Regions from separate parts of the Homo sapiens genome. Here region 1 is linked to region 2. The links are chromatin loops, found by intact Hi-C in ENCODE. Cell type or tissue: A673. All regions are shown on one strand. Links, peaks and the distances in the headings refer to the core of each region. The heading gives the core; the rest is flanking DNA.

Region 1 (12,896 bases), core at 1,928-9,927, 970 kb before region 2:
GGCCCCACCAGAGTAGCTAGATACAGAGTGTGGATTGGTGCACTCACAAACCCTGAGCTAGACACAGGGTGCTGATTGGTGTGTTTACAAACCTTGAGCTAGAGACAGAGTGCCGATTGGTGTATTTAGAATCCCTGAGCTAGACATAAAGGTTCTCCAAGGCCCCACCAGAGCAGCTAGATACAGAGTGTGGATTGGTGCATTCACAAACCCTGAGCTAAACACAGGGTGCTGATTGGTGTGTTTACAAACCTTGAGCTAGAGACAGAGTGCCGATTGGTGTATTTACAATCCCTGAGCTAGACATAAAGGTTCTCCACGTCCCCACCAGACTCAGGAGCCCAGCTGGCTTCACTCAATGGATCCCGCACCCGGGCTGCAGGTGGAGCTGCCTGCCAGTCCCACGCCATGCGCTCGCACTCTTCAGCCCTTGGGTGGTGGATGGGACTGGGCCCCATGGAGCAGGGAGCAGCTCTCCTCAGGGAGGCTCGGGCTGCACAGGAGCCCACGGAGGCGGGGGAAGGCTCAGGCATGGCGGGCTGCAGTCCCGAGGCCTGCCCTGAGAGAAGGCAGCTAAGGCCCAGCGAGAAATCGAGCGCAGCGCAGGTGGTCTGGCACTGCTGGGGGACCCAGTACACCCTCCGCAGCCGCTGGCCCGGGTGCTAAGTCCCTCATTGAGCGGGGTGGCAGGGCCAGCCAGCTGCTCCCAGTGCGGGCCTGCGAAGCCCACGCCCACCCGGAACTCCAGCTGGCCCACAAGCGCCGCAGGCAGCCCTGGTTCCCGCTTGCGTCTCTCCCTCCCCACCTCCCTGCAAGCTGAGGGAGCCGGCTCTGGCCTTGGCCAGCCCAGAAAGGGGCTCCCACAGTGCAGCGGTGGGCTGAAGGGCTCCTCAAGTGCCACCAAAGTGGGAGCCCAGGCAGAGGAGGCGCCGAGAGTGAGCGAGGGCTGTGAGGGCTGCCAGCACGCTGTCACCTCTCATTATGGCAAGGACACATTCCCCCACCAAGTTACACATATTGTTATTTTTTTTTACCCACAAGGGAAGGAGGCTCAGAGAACTTGTGTAGCCTTGTTAACTTTATGTGGCTAGGAGTTGGCAAGGCTGGGATGTGGACCCCAGATGTGTAACTGACAGCTCATGTTCTTGTCCTTGTTCCCTGCTGCGTTGTTGGGGGTAATTTAGGGATATTGTCCCCTATTCATACCACGCTCAGGGGAGTGACCGTATGCAGGCACTCAGGAGATGGAGGCGGGGGTGATTCCAGGAGGTTCAGATGGTCTGTGTGATGGTTAATACTGAATGTCAACTTCAGTGGATGAAGGATAAAAGTATTGATCCTGGGGTGTCTGTGAGGGTGTTGCCAAAGGAGATTAACATTTGAGTAGGTGGACTGGGAGAGGCAGACCCACCCTTAATCTGAGTGGGCACCATATCTAATCAGCTGCCAGTTCAGCTAGAATAAAAGCAGGCAGGAAACTGTTGAAAGGGAGACTGGCCTACACTTCCTGCCTACATCTTCTCCCTGGCAGGATGCTTCCTGCCCTCCAACGTCAGACTCCAAGTTCTTCAGTTTTGGAACTTGGACTGGCTCTCCTTGCTCCTCAGCCTGCAGATGGTCTATTATGGGATTTTGTGATGGTGTGAGTTAATACTTAATAAACTCCCATTTATATACATATATATGTATATAAATACATGTGTAATACATGTAATACATGTATATGTAATATATGTATGCATATATGTAATATATATGTATATGTGCATACATATATAATATATATGTATATATGTAATATATATGCATATATATGTATATATGTTATATGCATATATGTATATATGTAATATATATATATATGTATACATATATGTATATATATGCATATATATGTATACATATATGTATATATATGCATATATATACATATGTTATATATGCATATATATGTATACATATATATGTAATATATATGCATATGTGTATATATGTAATATATGCATATAACATATATATGCTATATATATGCATAAATATGTTATATATGCATATATGTATGCATAAATGTTATATATGCATACATATATGTGTGATATATATATATGCATACATATATGTGTGATATATATGCATATATATATGCATATTTATACATATGTGTAATATATATGCATGCATATATATGCATATATACATATATGTGCATGTGTGTATATATGCATATACGCATATATGTGTATATATGCATATATGTAATATATATGCATATGTGTTTATGCATATATGCATGTGTTATATATGCATGTGTTATATATGCATATATGCATACATATGTGTTATATATGCATATATGTATACATATATGCATACATATGTGTTATATATGCATATATGTATACATATATGTATACATATGTTATATATGCATATATATGCATACATATATGTATACATATGTGTTATGTATGCATATATGCATACATATATGTATACATATGTGTATGCATATATGTGTTATATATGCATACATATATGTATGCATATATGTACATATGTTATATATGCATATATGTATACATATATTTATATATGCATACATATATGTAATGTATATATGCATACATGTACACATATATGTATATATATGCATATATATGTATACATATATGCATATAAATGTACATAATTATATATATACACATACATAATACATATATACACATATACATATACATATACATATATATGTGTATATGTACATATATACACACGTATATATGTATATGTATATGTGTACATATATACGCATGTATATATGTATATGTATATATATGCATGTATATATACACGCATGTATATATGTATATATACATATATACATATATACACATGTGCACATACACATATCTACATATACTTATGTACACATATATGTGTATATATACACATGTATTTGTGTATATATACACATGTATTTGTGTATATATACACATATGCATATAAATGTATATCCACACATATGTGTATATATGTACGTGTATATGTATATACACGTACATATATGCATATATACACATGTATACATATATACGTGTATATATATTTATATATGCATATATATTACATATATGTATATAAATATTCCATTAGTTCTGTCCCTCTAGAGAACCATTATATATATGAATATACAGATATATATATATGCATATACAGATATATCTGTATATGCATATGTACATATACATATATATATACATATACATATATATATATATGTATATATATATATATATATATTCCATTAGTTCTCTCCCTCTAGAGAATCTTAACTAATACAGTCTGGAAGGGAGAGAATTAGTAAGGCCTGTGGATCACTCCTCTTTCCCCAGTACCACAAAACCTCAGCTTCTTGCAGTTGTGATACTCTGGTAGCTGGTCACCTCCCTTCTCTGTAATAAATTGTATACATTGCTGTTGGAATACAGCACTGAGTGTGTATTGACCTTGCACCAAAAACACTGGTGGCTGAGGGATTAAAATCCTAATCCTGCCTGGCACTCAAATCTCTCCAAATTTGGCCTCAAACAACATTTACAATTCTTAGTCACACATATTCTCCTGCATGTACCCTCAAAAACGGTCCAATGACATGGACATCACCTTCCTCTTCTCAGACTTACCTGTTCTCTCACCTCCAGACACTTACTCAAGGTCTTCCCTCTTCCTGGAACACATGTCCACACCTCTCAGGAATTAGCGATGTTGTCTCCACCCAGCTGGGAGAAATTGCTTCCACCTCTTATACTCTCAAGATATTTAAATGATATAACTTCCAGGGCTCAATCCCTTTCTCTATTATGGAATGGTGGGGGCAGAGGGCAACATGACAAAGCCCAGTGGCTTCTGAGTCCACAGTGAACATGCAGGCTTCATCACTCTCCTTGTGTGACCTTAAACACAACATTTTAACTTCTGTCAGACACAGATCCCTCACTCCCCAAATGGAGATATTAATATCAATCTGACCGAGTTGTTCTTGGGATTAAACGTGATATTTTCTTGTACCTGGTTATGCCAGATGCTCAACAAATTTAAGTTAAACGGAATAACAGCTACAACACTGAGCAACTGTACCGTTCTTAACTGCTTTCTGGATACACGCTTATCTTAGCTTTATAACTGACGTTTGAGAGGAGCTCTGCCGCCATTTCCCTTACCATAGAGATGAGGAAACTGGGGCCAGAGAGATTAATGAGTCCTCCAAGGTCACTCAGCAGCGGAAAGGACAGCTTAACGCTCACTGTCTTGTGTTCTGATTGGAGAATCAGACTAGAGCCAGACCGCGCCTTCCCACAACCCTGTCAGCCTGGAGCCATCTTGACCCAGAAGGACCTCAGGAGAAGGGAGAAAATAGGAGTTAGGCTTTTTTTAGCCCTAGTATGCACATTAAGCAGAAAATGAGGACTTAAAGAAAGAAAACTGAGCCTGGCATGTTCCGGAATATGAAGGCAGCATTGTGGTGCTCTTCTGCAGCGAAGACAGTGCATATCACAGTGCAGACAGGCGTAGAAACAGTCCTAGCCCGTGCTTGCCTGTTTGCAAGAAAACAAATGCCATACAACATGGAAAAACTACACCTTTCTCGCAGTGTCCATTCCAGAAATGTGCAGCTGTGTTCATTGCTTAATTATTCTATCGGGAGAGGGTAGCATTGTGACTAAATCCTGGCCCTTTTTACTAAATGTTTCTCTTTAACTCCTCAGCTGGGAAGAGAGCTCAATGCATCCACCACATTCATCATGCGTTCGACACAGCACTGCCTGGCTGGTCTGCCCTGGCCAACTGGGTCTCCTCCGTGATTTTGTGTCCTTGCTAATGATGAGGGGTGTGCAGTCCTAGTCTTGCTGGCTCAGCCCCAGGGGATATTTAGCAATCCATCTTATCCCTTTCTCATGCAGAGGACATCTAACTGATGTAACTTATTTTTATGACATTAATTTTAGAATATATTTTTTTCTGTTCTAATATAAATATTCATTGGCCAATAATTCAGGAAAAATAAACAATAAACCAGGATAAATGCACAAAATAAAAAAGTGAGCCCACTAAATATATTATTGGAAATATCTATACAAACACTAGAAACGAGGATGATTTGACGTCTAGGTATTTATGAGCTCTTAAAACATTGTTTTCCAGGGGAGGCCTACGCCTGCCTACCTCCTGTTTTACACAGGGAATAGTGGTGTTCTATCTGTGAAACTCTTAGTGTTGGTTCTCTCAGCTCACCCTGTTGGATGGTATCGCAACATTAAAATATCTGTGTCTTCCATGAAAAGACCTCAAATGTATTCCTTTCTCCCCTTCACACAGCCATGAATGCAGCTCAGGAAGCAAGGGGACTTGCAGCCTCATCCCACTGTAATTATTCCACTGGCTTCCAGAGCGTCCTGAGGTTTGCAGGCTCTTTACAGATAGGTTGCTTCCATTTCTCATGCAGTGTGATCCAGCAGCACACCCAACAAGGCTGTGAAGGCAGCTCAGGGCTCGCAGCATCTCCAGTGCTCCACCACAGTCCCGCCTGCGTCGGTAAAACTGCTTAAGGCAGCGCTAATTAATGTCTCCTGCTTATCCTGCACTCCCCTCGCAGGGTATCGGGTCTCAGAATCGACTTCCTGGACTTGTATTCATTCACAATCCAAATTAGCTTAATGCACGACAGAAATCTCATCTCGACCTAGAGGTAGCAGTGAGTCTCTAGGGAGAAATCAAATACTGAGTCAATTTAAAAAAATAAAATAAAATTAGACCTACCGCATCAAATTTATTTCCAGCACCCTTGAGATGGGAAGGAGAGGAGGGGAGGCAGTGACTCTTGGTTCCTGAGAGAAGCTGTGTGTGCACACTTGGAAAAGCAGCTGCCGAACGCATTCCTGGATTTTAACTAAATTACGTTAGTGTCAAAATGCAACGTATGCATTTATTGACAGCATAGGGACAAAGAAAACAAATCGTAAAGCAACAATTTTAGATAATTACCTCAAATTTATCGCCAGTTCTGTCTCCTAGTTTCCCCCTCCGTCTCATGCCTATATTGTTTAAATGTATCAGTTGGTTAGTTCAAATAAAGCACCAAGGCATATTCAACATACCACCTGTGCTCAGGATATATTTCCCTGAGTTCCTGCCAGTCTTTGGCACGTCTGCTGCTGGAAATGAATCAGAATACAGGGAGAGGGCTAATTGACAGGTCTATGGATGCCGAAGGTAAGCTGCGACCTAAAATGAGAACTGTTCCCTTAATGAGAGACAGCAGAAGCAAGTGTGTGGCCGGGCACGCCCGTGCCTCGCCGCGGCCAGCAGATGGCAGCAGAGCCTTGGAAGCCGGCGGGCACCAGGCTCTGTTGAAAATGCACTCCTTCATTTCCATTCATCTTCACTTGTCAGAGTCTTATAAGTGCTTTCTGTAGAACTGACCCTGAAATTGCATCATTTAATCTATAATCATATATTGCCAACATTTCTCCCTTTTACCGCTTATCAATGACATTAATTCAGAGGAAACAGGGACCACTGATAGCTTTAGGCAACTCTGCAAAAAGGAGATATTCCTAACAGGCAGATACACTGCCAGGGACAGCCAGCTTGCCCGAAATAAGGAAATGCATTTTAACAGAAACGGGGGAGCATATGAAAAAAATCATTCACACTTTGTATTTCTTTCTTTCTTTGCTTTTCTTTAGCACACTTTACTTTGCACTCAAACCCGATTTTTGATTTAAGGTTCATTTGCTTAAACAACCAGTTGAATATTTCCCCATATTTAATAAGATTATTTTTTATGTAACATTTTAAAATATTCTTTCTCCAGGATATATAATCAGAAATTGATGTCTAGGATAGAATTTCACATGGTAAAAACTAGGCCCTGTAATACCCCAATTACTTTCAGCAATATCTTAGTGGTCTGATGATTGAAAAGTAGAGGCGTTTCTGGGAAATGAAAAGATTCTGTAGGAGTGATGACTGTCAGCATACATAGATTTAATTCTTTAGAGCTACACTGATGAAATGAAGAAAATACATTATTTTTCTTCTCAAACCTCTCAAAATTTCTCGGAGAGTAAAAGAATGCTTTGCTTATTAGAAAGATTGTCATGATCTGCCAAGACTCTAGATGGTACTATGGATTCACCCTGTCATTTCTATACTAACATTTGTTAAGATTCTTCTTTTTATCCACTTTTTAGGGTGTATGGGATACTTGCATGAGAAAATACACAGAAAAGAGCAGATATAAAGAATAAAAGGCAATGTAAGTTAAATCATGAGAAATTGACAGTGTCTGAAGATGATGAGATAGACGTGTGTCTAATTTTAGACCCCATAGTTAGATTGACTTTTAACTGAGTATAACAGTCAAAAATGTTCTAGAAGTACTTAATGGCATCAAGCTGCCACATTAACGTATTACGCTGAACTGAAAGGAGGTTTTCCTCAAACTCATCAGCAAATAGAAGGAGGCACCATTTGTCAGGAAGCAGGCGCCAGACTCTTCTCTCTGTATCTTGTGTGTGAACGTGTGGTGTAGGCATGTGAGAGTGTGTGTGTGGTGTTGTGAGCTTGTGTTATATGTGTGTGTATGCATGTGTGAGTGTATGATGTTCTGTGTAAATGTGTGGTGCAGGTATATGTGAGTGTGTGTGTGAGTGTGTAGTGTAGGCATGTGTGAGTATGAAGTGTTGTATGTGTGTGGTATAGGTATAGGTGAGTGTGTGGTGAGTGTGTGTGTGTGGTGTGAGTGTGTGTATGATGTGTGTGTGGTGTAGGTCTGTATAAGTGTGTGTAGGTATGTATGAGTGTGTAGTGTAGGCATGTGTGAGTGTGTGGTTATGTGTGAGTGTATAGTGTAGGCATGTGTGTGTGATGTTATATATGTGAGTGTGTGGTATAGGCATGTGTGAGTGTGTGGTGTTTTGTGTGTGTGGTGTTTGTGTGAGTGTGTAGTGTGAGCACGTGTGTATGATGTTATGTGTGAGTGTGTGATGTAGGCATGTGTGTGATGTTATGATTGTGTGTTTTGTGTGAGTGTGTAACTTAGGCATGTGTGAGTGTGGTGTTTTGTGTGAGTGTGTAGTGGTGTTTTGTGTGTGTAGTATAGGCATGTGTGACTGTGTGATGTTATGTGTGAGTGTGTAGTGTAGGCATGTGTGAGTGTGTGATGTTACGTATGAGTGTGTGGTGTAGGCATGTGTGAATGTGTGGTGTTTGTGTGAGTGTGTTTTGTGTGACTGTGTAGTGTATGCATGTGTGTGTGATGTTATGTGTATGTGTGTGAGGTTTGTGCGAGTGTGTGGTGAAGGCGTGTGTGTGTGATGTTATGTGTGAGTGTGTGGTGTAGGTATGTGTGAGTGTGTAGTGTTATGTGTGAGTGTGTGGTGTAGGCATGTGTGAGTGTGTAGTGTTATGTGTGAGTGTGTGGTGTAGGCATGTGTGAGTGTGTGATGTTATGTGTGTGTGCTATAGGCATGTGTGAGTGTGTGGTGTTTTGTCTGAGTGTGTGGCGGAGTTATGTATCTGCATTTGCATTTTAGTCTTCTTTTAATGGAAAGCAGCTCTGTGTTTCCCAATGCCCAAACCCCAGTGCACACATATGTGCCTGCAACACGCCTGGACCCCGTTTCCTCAGTCATACCTGCCATGGGTACTATTTTAAGATCATTCTGTTGCCTTCCAGGCGAACAAAGTGGATACATTGTGCCTCCTGTTGTACGGTGAGGTGAGGAAAAGGAAACCAGGTACAAAGCTGAACTGGGAGTAAGGATGACTATTTACAGAAAATATCCTGTGACTATTTATAGAGCTGTTCAGTCAGAAAAAGGTGATGCCCCGTACCTTACATGGCAATGGCCCTAGGGAAAGGGCTCCCCTCTTTAGCCCTGTTCCGGGCATGCTAAATGGTGGCCCTTGCCTTCACCTTCGCAAGGCATTTAGAACAGGGGTCTTTGGAATGTGCCCCAAGTTCCTTTTCAGGCTCTTTGTTCTGCTATTGCCCACCCACCTCCCTTCCAGGCACCCTCAACCACGAACAAACTTTACCTTTCCGTTCATGGACTATTCTTCCCCTTCCTTCCAAAACGCACACACAGGCACACGCACACACAGCTGTCGTTGAGTGTTCACTGGGTGCCAGATCCCGTCTGTAAACACCGCACTACGTGACCTCAATCTCACCAGACACTGCTCTGCCTCAGAAGACATCATCCCCACGTTACCAAAAACATCACTGGGTAAGCAACTCGCCCCAGGGCTCTCAGCCAGGAATAATGGAAATTAAAACCTATTCTCATCTCATTCTAAATCCTTTGTTGTTAGCAGCTGTGTTAACAGGTCTTGTCATAGTGTAGGAAAATCTATCCTGTTAAAAATGTACATTAACAAAATCCTAATAACCTAAAACCTCTTCCTGGGTCCTTCATCCACTGCCACCTAGTACTGCCTCATCCTCGTCATTAATTCATTAGCAAAACCTCCTGCAGCCCCTGCTTGCTGTGGTCACAGTTTTCTGTGAGCTCACAGCCATGTGAAGGCAGCCACATAAAGCCACTGATAAAACCAAGAGCGCCAATTGTGTGTCTGTGTACTTAGCAGGCCTCCAGCACACATGGCTAAGCTGTTGTGCTCCGTCCGTCTAGAGAATTGTCATGGACAGTCATGCACAGTGCAGCTTCTTTGAAATTAAGGTCTCCATCTCTGTGCGTGTGTCACAGCTATTGTCTCTAAAGTTATGAACCTTTGAGTTTGATGTTTGGAATGTCCCATATCAGGATGTCACGTATCAGATTACACAGCTACAACAGATATATAGAATATACATGTTTGTTGATTTATCTTCCTGTTCCAAAATGAAGAGATAATATTTTTCTTTCCCTCATGATATTTCGCAAAAGGAGCATACACACAGGTAATAATAGCACAATAAGCCCTTGGAAACAAAGCCCTTTGGGAAAGGTAAGTGGGGCAGCCTCAAAAAAACAAACATCCCGCAGTTGTAATGGGGACAGAGGCCTCCACTGGAAGTGAACCTGCACCCATTCTCCATGAGTGACTTTTTCCCTTTGGAAGCCTGGGCTTTTTCCATGGAGCAATGCTTATCCCAGCCTGGACAACATATTTACTGTTAGAAGATTGCTTTCCACTAACTGATATATCCAGATATCAAGAAATCTATTTTTCCTTGAGGATAAATTACTTTTACTATCAAAAAAATTAATTATGAAACATACATACAAAACAAGGAACATTCCAGCAGTTTGAAAGGCTGAGGTGGGAAGATTGCTTGAGCTCAGTAGTTCGAGACCAGCCTGGGTGACATGGTGAGACCTGATCTCTACAAAAACACACACACACACACACACACACACACACACACAAATTAACCAGGTGTGGTAGCACACACCTGGAGTCCTAACTTCGAGGGAGGCTGAGGTAAGAGGATCGCTGGAGCCTGGGAGGTCAAGGCTGCAGTGAGCCGAGATTGTGCCACTGCACTCCAGCCTGGGCAACAGAGTGAGACTCTGTCACTAAAAGAAAACCCCATAACAATAGAATTGTATATATTGCGACTGTGGAGGAAGTCCTCCTTCATTCCTCCACGCACTCAATGAACATCTTCCCAATCACGTTTTATGACGTCCTTTTCCCTGAGGAAAATAACTTTTGGAATTGGTGTTGATGATACTGACACATTTCCTTCTTATTTTTATTTAAAAATATATTTATCATTAAGCATTGTATGATATAATCTTGCATATTTTATATACTACATAACTGATGTAAACCTAATTTTTTTTCCATCAACGTTTGTGAGATTAATCCATGTTGATGTATGGAGGTGTGATTCCTATATTTTCATTTTGGGACAGTATTATATTTCTTTGCAAGCTCTGCCTCCTGGGTTCACGCCATTCTCCTGGCTCAGCCTCCCGAGTAGCTGGGACTACACCAGGTGCCCACCACCACACCTGGCTAATTTTTTGTATTTTTAGTAGACACGGGGTTTCACCGTGTTAGCCAGGATGGTCTCGATCTCCTGACCTGGTGATCCACCCGCTTCAGCCACCCAAAGTGGTGGGATTACAGGCGTGAGCCACCACACCCTGCGACAGTATCATATTTCTTGAAAATACTACTGTCTATGTAAACATTCTTTTATTAGTAGATATATTTGTCATTTCCATGGGAAAAATACAATTAGAGAACATTCATTGGCCATGTCCACTTGTGAACTTGTAAAATAATTGTTTCTAGAGTATTAATATTAGGAAACATATTTACTGAGCTGTAAGGTATTTGCATTTTCAACTTACTATTGCTAAATTAATATTCAATGTAATTGTGTGAAATTGTATGATTATTAATGGTGCAAATAACTGTTCACATGACTCTACATACTTGGTAACACTTAACATTTTAATTTGTGCAAATGTTACGTGTGAGAAATAAATTATATATTTAAAAGGAACACTTTTTGATTGCTTTTGAAGTTAGATTCTTTTTCATAGTTTAGTTTACCTTATATTTGGATTAGTTTGCTGTGAACTGCTAGTCTAAATCTTCCATTCATTTTTCTATTAGGTTTATCTTTTCTTACCTTTGATACTGTTGTTTATGATGTACAATCTAGTTTGCTTTTTTGGTTATATGTGCTGTAAATATCCTCTCCAAAAATAAATGTTATCTTTTCAGTTTCTTATGGTGTGTCTAGATATGAAACTAATTTTTATATTGGTGAAACTAATCAGTGTCTATTTTGTCATTAAAAAATAATTCCCAAGATTACAAACTCTATAATTTCTTTCAATATTTTAACGTTTTTAAGTATTTAATCTATACAGAAATAATTTTCATATTATTAGTGTTATATACAAATTAAATTTATACAAATATAATTTTATATTATATATGAGTGTTATATACCAATCCAGTTACATTTTTTCTGCTACATAGCCAATTGTAATGGCATCATTATTGACTGCTGTGTAATTTGCACACCATTCTGTAATTTCACTTCTATATGCCTGAATTTTCCATATATATGAATATCCTTAGCTGGTTTTTCTTATTATGTTTTGTCATCCTTTGCACTCAGACTTCAGTCTTAGGTACTATAACTTTATAGAACCTTCTTGTCTGGTAGGAAAAATCCTCGTATATTTTTCCTTTTCAGACTATTTTTGAGTGTTCTTAACTCTTTATTGTTCTATGTAGATTTCAGATTCAGCTTGATAAGATCTATAATATGTTTGTAGATGCTTGCAAGTTTTCTCCGTAGAAATAGGACAATATAGAAACAAGACAATCCCTATAATACTTTTTTTTTCTTAGTTTTATGTGCTACTTGGGACCTTGATACAATGTTGAATAAAAGTGGTGTTAGCATACACTTTTGTCCTTTCACTGGTCTTAGAGGAATTATTTTAGACTTTTTATAGTCATACTTCTTCTGTGCTGGAGTTGTTTTTATTGTTGTTTGTATTTTTGTAGTAACCTTTTCCAAAGTTAAGGGAGATGTCCTTACCCCTAGCTTTCCAGAATAATAAATTATGAGCAAATGTTGAATTTTGTCCAATACTATCAATTTCACTAACGGATTTTTAAATTTGAAATAAACATTAAAATTCTGAAATGAATCTAATTTGAGCATAATATGTTTATTTTATATATTTATATATTAAATTGTATAATACTGTTTTTAGACGTTTGTATTTATGATAATGAATCTGATTACTTAATTTGCTATCTCTTACTGTCCAAGTTTGTCTTAGTATTATGGTTTTTCCATACTCACAAATTGGAAAATATTTCCTCACTTTTAATTCTCTGGAAGGGCT
Region 2 (8,000 bases), core at 1-8,000:
GTGGTTATACAGCAATTGAAGACTGACATAGTTCCTAAGCCTCCATTTCCTCATTTCCAGAATGAGGACAATGAAAGTCATTCCCTGAAGGGCAGTCGCCAGGACAAGGGAGGTGGCACCCCAGCCCTGAGCCTGGGCAAACCCCAGCCCCTGCCAGCCCCATCACAGAGGTGCACTGTCTCCAGCACAGTTTAAAAATGCAGCTGTCAGGCTGGGCGCAGTGGCTCATGCCTGTAATCCCAGCACTCTGGGAGGCCAAGACGGGTGGATCACAAGGTTAGGAGTTCCAGACCAGCCTGACCAACATAGTGAAACCCCGTCTCTACTAAAAATACAAAAATTAGCTGGGTGTGGTGGCACGTGCCTTTAATCCCAGATACTTCGGAGGCTGAGGCAGGAGAATCGCTTGAACGAGGGAGGCAGAGTTTGCAGTGAGCCAAGATCGTGCCACTGCACTCCAGCCTGGGCAACAAGAGGGAAACTCCAACTTAAAAAAAAAAAAAAAATGCAGGTGTCACAGAAGCTTTTCCAAATTTCTAAGTTTTAAAAACAACAGTTGGGCATGTAAGAAATACAAGCTCTACCTTTTTTTTTTTTTTTAATGTCAGAGCAAATAAAAGAATGGCAGTGAGAACTCCTTGCATCATTTCTCCCACCTTTTCATCCCCAGTGACAGTGAAATGATAGAGCAGCACTCACGGCACATCCTTTGGGCAGGTTTTGTAGCCCCCAAAGCTGAAAACGGAGGGTGAGAGAGTCCCAGGTTACTGGCTGGTGCCAGGTGCCCCAGAAGCTTATGTATCCTCCTCACACCCCACCACCCCCAAGAATGAGGCCACAGCAGCTCCCAGCCCTGCACACGTTGGAGACACCAAAAGTTTCTTCTCCCTCCTGGTCTTCAGACAAAGCCTGCACGGAGTGGGAAAGGAGATGACAGGGATCACCAACAGAAAATGCCTCAGGGCTAATTAATGAGCACCACGGAAGGGGCACCAGAAGGCATTTGCCATATTTAGTCTCCAAAAATCAAGGAAAAGGAGAAAGTTGCTTTCTGAAAAAGTACCGTGGTTTAGTGGTTCATTTCTGCACTGCATAAGCTCATGGAGCTCCTGGGCACGTGAGAATAAAGCCCTCCTTACTTTATTCTGTCAATAAGAGCTAAATTACACACAAGTGTGTAAGGAGTGGAACGTAGAAGAGAGGGAGGACGAGGAACGGGCATGGCTGAGGGGCCCGCCGTGCACCCAGCACACCCCAGGTGGCCCCACAAGGTGCTATGACCCTCTCAGCCCAGGAGCGGAGAGGAGCCGGGTTGGAACCCAGCCTTCCTGACTCCAGCGTCAGGATTCTTCCTGCTCCTCCATGCCAGCCAGGGAAAGGCAGCTCAGAGTGTCCTGATTCAGGGCTGGGAGAAACGCAGCGCACCCAGGAGCATGTCCCGGGGCCAAGGCTCCAATCCTTGCAGAGACAAAGAATCTGGATTAAATACAAATGACCCAGTTCAATCAATCCCTGGCATTCACTGAGAATTCAGGAAACAAATCTAAAACAGAACAACAAAGAACTGATATAATTGCCACGATGAAGCTGGGGCTGCAGGGATTACCTCTGTGGAATTAAGGGAAGCTGATAAGATTCTCCTCCTCCATAAGGATTATTACAAGAGCGATTGGTAAGGTCTGTTATTTTACAGAAAAATGGGTTTTGAACATGTTCTTCAGATTGTAGTGCTAAATCTCCAGGGCGTGTGACTGGAGCTTCTGTTGGAATGACATTTTTATTCATTCAGGAAGCATTTATTAAACACTGACTAAGAATAGCTCGCAATCCCAAGGAAACAGGAGAAAGCTAGGGAGTGAGCCCTCAGCGAGCTTCCCGATGTTGGGTAGATGACACGCGTGGAGGGAGGGGGCACAACACGGAGTGAGTGCCCACATGTGAGCACGGAAGAGAGCAGCCAAGGTGCAGTCCCTGCCAGCCCGAGCTGGGGGCCTCGTGAAGGAGGCAGGCCTGGAGCTCGCTGGAACAGAGGGGCTCCCACTCAGGGTCAGGAGATTCCAGGAAGGAGCTGTCCTGCTCAGTGGGCCGGGTGCCAGTAGCGGAACCCCGAGCAACAGCTCAGTCGCTGGGATTTAAAGGGGACACATTGGGGCCCCTGAAGGCTGCTGTGGACTTTCCCAGAGAAAGTCCCAGGTATCTGTGAAGGTGATGTTGGAATCAATCTCAGTGTTAAAGTAAAAAGAATCAGGTTTCTTGACGATAAAAATAATTGCCAGCAGGACTCAGTTCACACCTGTAATCCCAGCACTTTGGGAGGCTGAGGTGGGAGGATTACTTGAGCCCAGGAGTTCAAGGCCAGCCTGGGCAACATAGTGAAACTCCGTCTCTATGCAAAAAAATACAAAATTTAGCCTGGCCTGGTGGTATGCACCTGCAGTCCCAGCTACCTGAAAGGCTGAGATGGGAGGATCACCTCAGTCCAGGATTGTTGAGGCTGCAGTGAGCCATGCATGATTGCACACTGTACTCCAGCCAGGGAGACAGAGCAAGACCCTGTCCCAGAAGAGAGAGAGAATATTGCCATTTATGTTACATTTCTTCGACTCAGAATAAAAGTCTTTTTATAAAATCCTGCGCATTTTGTCAGAGTCCAAGTGAATTAGAATTAGGGTGGCCAAATTTAGTAAATAACAACAGAGGATGCCCAGTTAAATTTGAACTTCAGATAAGTAGGGAATACTTTTTTAGTAGCAGCATGTCCCAAACATGGCCAGGGTGTTCGTATTTTGTCTGGAAACTCTACTTGCAAGCAGGAGGCAGGAGCTAGACATCAGCAAGAATTCCAGGATTGGTGGGACTTGCATTGCATTGAACAAGAGAGCAGCATGAGGAAGCCCACAGTGCCGGGGGCCTAACAGGAATTCCCCATTCTTTTGAAATGTGTCATATTCAAAGTCACCAGAAGTTTTCTGTTTGAAGGAATTGAATACGTTTTTGGAGTAGAGAGTATTTCTGTAATGGGAAGAAACAATTATCTAATAAATATGCTTAACAATGTTTGTGGATTTTATTTAAATCAAATATCTACATATTGCATTTTCTTAAAGGGACTCGGGGAAAGAAAGCGGTTTGAACAGTAAGACTGCAAAGTCCTGAAAGAGGTTACTTGAAGCAATTGGGAAATCCTGAAAGCACCTATCTGGAAGCTTTGGCTGAGACCAGGCCCAGAAGGACAGACAGACAGCACGTTCCTCTCCGGCTCTGTCCTTCTGCAGGGAAACTGAAGATGGGTGTGTTTTGACCCAGAATCCGCAGGGTTAGAGTTGAATTTTACAAATCACTTCAGGATGCAGCGTTGAGACGGAAGACTTAGGATTGGAGAATTAATTTTCTCTTCCTCCTGAGTAAAGCAGCTCTTCCTAAAGCTGAGAATCTTAGCAGAATGAATAAACCAAATGGCAGCAGTCCGGTAAGCACTGTATGACCCTAATCATTCTGACCATTTTGTACCACGTTTTACAGTGGCCTGATTAAATAGGAGAGAATCCACGTGACATGGTGCTCCTGAGAACAAAGCTAAAGTATGCCAATCAAACCATGTGCCCTGGAGGAAAAACTTGGGGCACTCTCTTCTAGCAGCTAATAAAAAATAGGACAACACTTGAATTCTACACGGAGAACTGTTTCTTACATTTAGTTGATACAGTAAGAAGTAACCAGCTACAGAGAAATCACAAGATCTGGATTAGACCAGAACATTTGTTTATTAAAATGTAATTTAAGTAATCAGAACCTTGTGAATGTTTCAAACTGGAAACCCTAGAAAATCTAAGTTTTCTCATGAGATATTTTCTAGTAAACACTTCCATTGCCCAGTCACACCTATAAAGTGAGTATGCACCTGTGTATGATCCCATAAGAGCACTTTTAAAGTAACAAAACCACTATAATATGAAGAGTAATATGATAATTTCCTTTTCAAACACTGATTTTATGAGAAGCGCTTGATCCCAAAATACCTGTATGAGACCAGCTCACTCTTTCCTACATAGAATCAATACTTTATTGGCCTATAAATCTAAGATGCATATAATTCTTAAGTCTTCTTTTCAAACACTGCTAACTGTTAAAGTATGTCCATTAAAACTAAGGAAAAATCATTTTTATAAAATATGGATGAACCTATGTCTAAACGAAGATATTCATAAAGATAGCACAAAAAATGAGCCAAGACTCAAATGAATAAAAACTTCCCTGACTATCCAAGTGCCAAGCATTGTGTCTCTCAGCATTAGAATATTAAGAAATAGCCTTCCCGCAGTTGTATGTACAGTGGTATAATTAGAATAAAATTGAAGTATTCTTTGAAACAGAAGCCTTAGAAAAATGAGTGAAGAACATCAGTGGATTTCCTAAACTGATATTCTGCGAAGCACTCTTCCAAAAACATTAATAAATGTGCCACAAAATAAATGCCCATGGTCAAACAAGTTTAGGAAAAACTCTGTTGTACAAAATGCACTTTTCATATTAAAGGCACTGAGAAGTTCTGCAACAAAGAATCATGTTTAATTGTATTTAATCCACCATTTCCAAAATTTGAAATGAGAAAATATAATACCCACCCCACTGCTGGCATACCTTTTATTAACCAAAAGAATCATTTCTTAGGAAATTCTAATTTGAGAAACAATAGATCGTTTAAAGAGATCTGGTATTTGCCTTTCTTACCCAAACTTTCAAAAGGAAAGGAAGTGTATTGAAAAAATAATTTGAGGTTTTATTGACTCATGCTGTCAGTCGAATGCTTTCTGTCCATTTTTTTCACGAATTGGGTATATTCCAGCCTCCTGGTCTCCCAGCCTTGGGGAGTGACCTTCCGTTTCCAGGGGAAATACAGGTGCCCAGAACTTCCAGCAGGGGGCTCTGTCCGCTAGCACTGACTGTGAAGGACTCAAAGCTGGTTCAAGGTTAAGATGGCTCAACAAGTGACGAGCCAGAAATGTCATCTGGCCACTAGGACGCCGCATTATGAAAGTGTGATCATGGTTCAAGAACGTTGCCATGAGGAAAATCTGTGCACGGAATTACTATTATTAGGTTTTATCGTGTGTGCATTTTCAAACATAGTAAGACAGCCCAAAAGGGAAAAAGTAGAACAAGCCAAAAAGTATTTTAAAAAAATAATTATCCAATTATAGGGCTCCTGTTGAAAATATTAAAAGAACTTAAAAGTTTCCCTACATGGTTGACAACTCAAGTATGCCCACTTTCTATCAAAAATAATGCAGAAAATACAAAATGCGAGAGAAAAGTTGAAAATAAATGGAAATAAACTACTTCCATTGAAACAAGGGACAAATATAACTCTTCAGAAATAATGTCTGCAAATGAGAGAAGCACATTGTTTTGAGGAAGCTGTATTTTGATGATGTTCACCCCTATAATCTGGATTATTTTTTCTTAAACTCTTTCTTCCATATCCCCAACATCCACCTTCTCCAGAAGGGATCAAACCAAAGCAAAAACGTGCTGTAAAAGATTTACAAATTAAATTGCTAAAGAATGGAAAATACTTGATTTAAGGTGAAAGCCGCACCACTTTAGCCAGAAGAGTTGGAAAGATGACAAATAAAGTGGCCAAGCAAGAAGATCAAAGGTGCAAAATAGACTTAATGGACACACACAGCTTTCTGCCCTTCCTTTAGTTGCCAGGGATGGTGGCTTATTGAAGGCATACGTAGTATTCCCACTGGGAGAGAAATGTGCAGCATGACAGGTGCAAGTGGCTAGTAAATTACGGCATTTGCAGGAGAGAGGAACACTTTATTCCCTCCCAAGCCTTAGGAGAGTGTATACATAACACACCCCTCATGGGTAAGACAATCAAACGTGGCCATTCTCTTGTTGAAATGCCACAACTATCTCTATAAATAATCCAAAAGAGAAAAGCAAATAGACCACACACTGATTTTCATGTACTCATGTGTTGCTTCTGAGAACATGATTACTTTTATCCTATGTTTTGATCTTACTAAGGATCAATGTTATATAAAGGTGTTATTTCCACATAGCCAGTACTTTTATGTACTTTTCATTTTCCCCAGGAAAGCTACTATTGGAATGGGTACATGATGTACACTGTAAAGTTTTGGCAGGAGGCAGAATTGCAGGGGGATACAATGTAATGTACGTAAATGATAATACCAAGCATTTGCGCTTAGATTGGGTCTCAGTCTTTTCATTGGAAATGTGACTTCAGGGAAGAGAAGCTGAAGAATGTCCATTCCTCTGGGCATACCTCATGCAAGCAAGGCTCTGCAGACCATGTGGTGACTATTTCTAGCAGCTAATGATGAGGATCGGGGTGGAATAACAGAGCTCTGACTAAAGGGGAGAGGCGGAGCCCCAAGACGCATTCACAGAGCCACTTGCCACTCACCCATCCCATAGCTGACCAAGCCCCGCCTGGAGGGCTTTGAGACAAAATGTAATTCTCTGGAGTTTATGTCACTGAATTAGTGGAAACTAAGAGCTAAAAGCAAACAATTGCTCCATAGAATCAGACCAGCATGGAATTTTCAGAGTATCCTAAATATCAGCCAGCAACAGAAGTTTGTTGGCAAATACCTCACTACTGACTCTTTGAGAGAATAAAGCCGTGATAGCTAGGATTTGCCAATTTCCATGGTGTAAATGCTCCCACATGGCCAACTGCAAGCCACCAATGTGAGGTCACTGGATGCAGAGCTGGGAATAAATATGTTCCAATGACACTTGGGAGCAGGTCTATGCACAGTACGGGGCACAAACAGAGGCTCCAGAGGCCCAGAGAAGGTGAGTTAAGGTAGATCTAAATTTCCAAGCAGTCTTCCAGGTTCCAAGTCCAGGGCACTTTGTTAAAACACAAAAATCATTTGGTTTAGGAAGCCTTGGCCCCACGCTGGAATGGCTTCTCTTTGTTACATATTAGGATTCGTTTAAGACAGATATCTAAAAGGCATTTTGATGTTTGTGAAACTCCACAAGCAAAACTGCCTTTCATTTAAAAATTAGTTTTAGCTATCTTAAATATAACTTTTCTACAGCAAACCATACACTCTCATTCAGTCGTTTCTACGAGGATTTTTCTGAGAGCACTCCAGAGAAATACTGAAAAACACACCCAACACTTAGCACTGTACATTCTCTTGGCAGAATCTGGATGACGTATATTCAGTAAATCTTCAAGCATTTTTTTTTTTGCCTCTTTCACCCCATACTACCAGAGTTAATTTTAACTTCACCTTTTTCTCCCCCAATTTGTTCTCACAGCATCATTATCTCTGAATCAGAACCCTTCTACAGTAAAGGACAGGGAGGCACTGTGCTGAGGACTAGATGGGGTGGGGGAGGGCAGAAGAACAGCAGGAGCCTCCAGAAGCTGTCCTTAACCCCTGGCCTGTGTTCTCAAAACCGATGCTTGGGTCTAAGCCACCTCCATCTGTTTCCATGGGCTTCTATCCTCTTGTCTCTTAGTGCCATGTAAAAATGAAATTTCTTCTTATGCCCATAAGTTATAAAGCTCTTATGTGGCCATATGAACTTCAAAGCATTTAAATTTCTTATGGATCTTATGTGATTAAATGTGTGGCATCCTGAATAATGAATATGAGGGTAACAAAAGTGGTACTGTTGAGAAAGACATTTATAATGGCTCTAAGATACAGTATCAAACACTTAGTCTGGACCAATAAGATCTTGATAATATGTTTCTTTTTTTAAGTTTTAACCAAGGGTCACCAATGACAGAAAAATTTATAATAAACCACTTCCAAACAATGAATATCTTAGATGAACAAAGCTGAAAGAATTTCAGATTCCCAATTCATCTTTTTACGATTCATGCTGTTTCTCAGTTTATTTTATGACTTCAAACAGAGGAGTGAATGGAAATAATTCGGTTATTTTTATCTCTGTGCCTCTGAGGCTGTCCTGTACTCTCAAACACATTTTGTGCT

The links. Hi-C counts contacts between places; a loop is a spot of excess contacts. Peaks named below come from ENCODE experiments on the same cell type or tissue, not always from the same donor. Only the 100,000 strongest peaks of a DNase experiment are listed, where the experiment ranks them.
Region 1: a loop joins it to region 2, with 4 times the contacts of the local background. A loop is called at or near these places in 15 of 110 quality-filtered maps.

What each region holds. Positions count from the first base shown.
Region 1 is chr6:164,921,202-164,934,097 of GRCh38, reverse strand. No RefSeq gene overlaps it. Among named protein-coding and RNA genes, the nearest start is that of MEAT6, 110 kb to the right of the region's middle. In A673, for the core only: a CTCF peak has its summit at 6,354 (motif pointing right); a DNase peak (open chromatin) is centred at 6,367.
Region 2 is chr6:163,953,738-163,961,737 of GRCh38, reverse strand. The region is part of intron 4 of LOC105378102 (a long non-coding RNA gene); the gene reads right to left. Among named protein-coding and RNA genes, the nearest start is that of QKI, 540 kb to the right of the region's middle. RefSeq lists enhancers at 1-428, 766-1,537. In A673, for the core only: a CTCF peak has its summit at 4,913 (motif pointing right); a DNase peak (open chromatin) is centred at 4,937.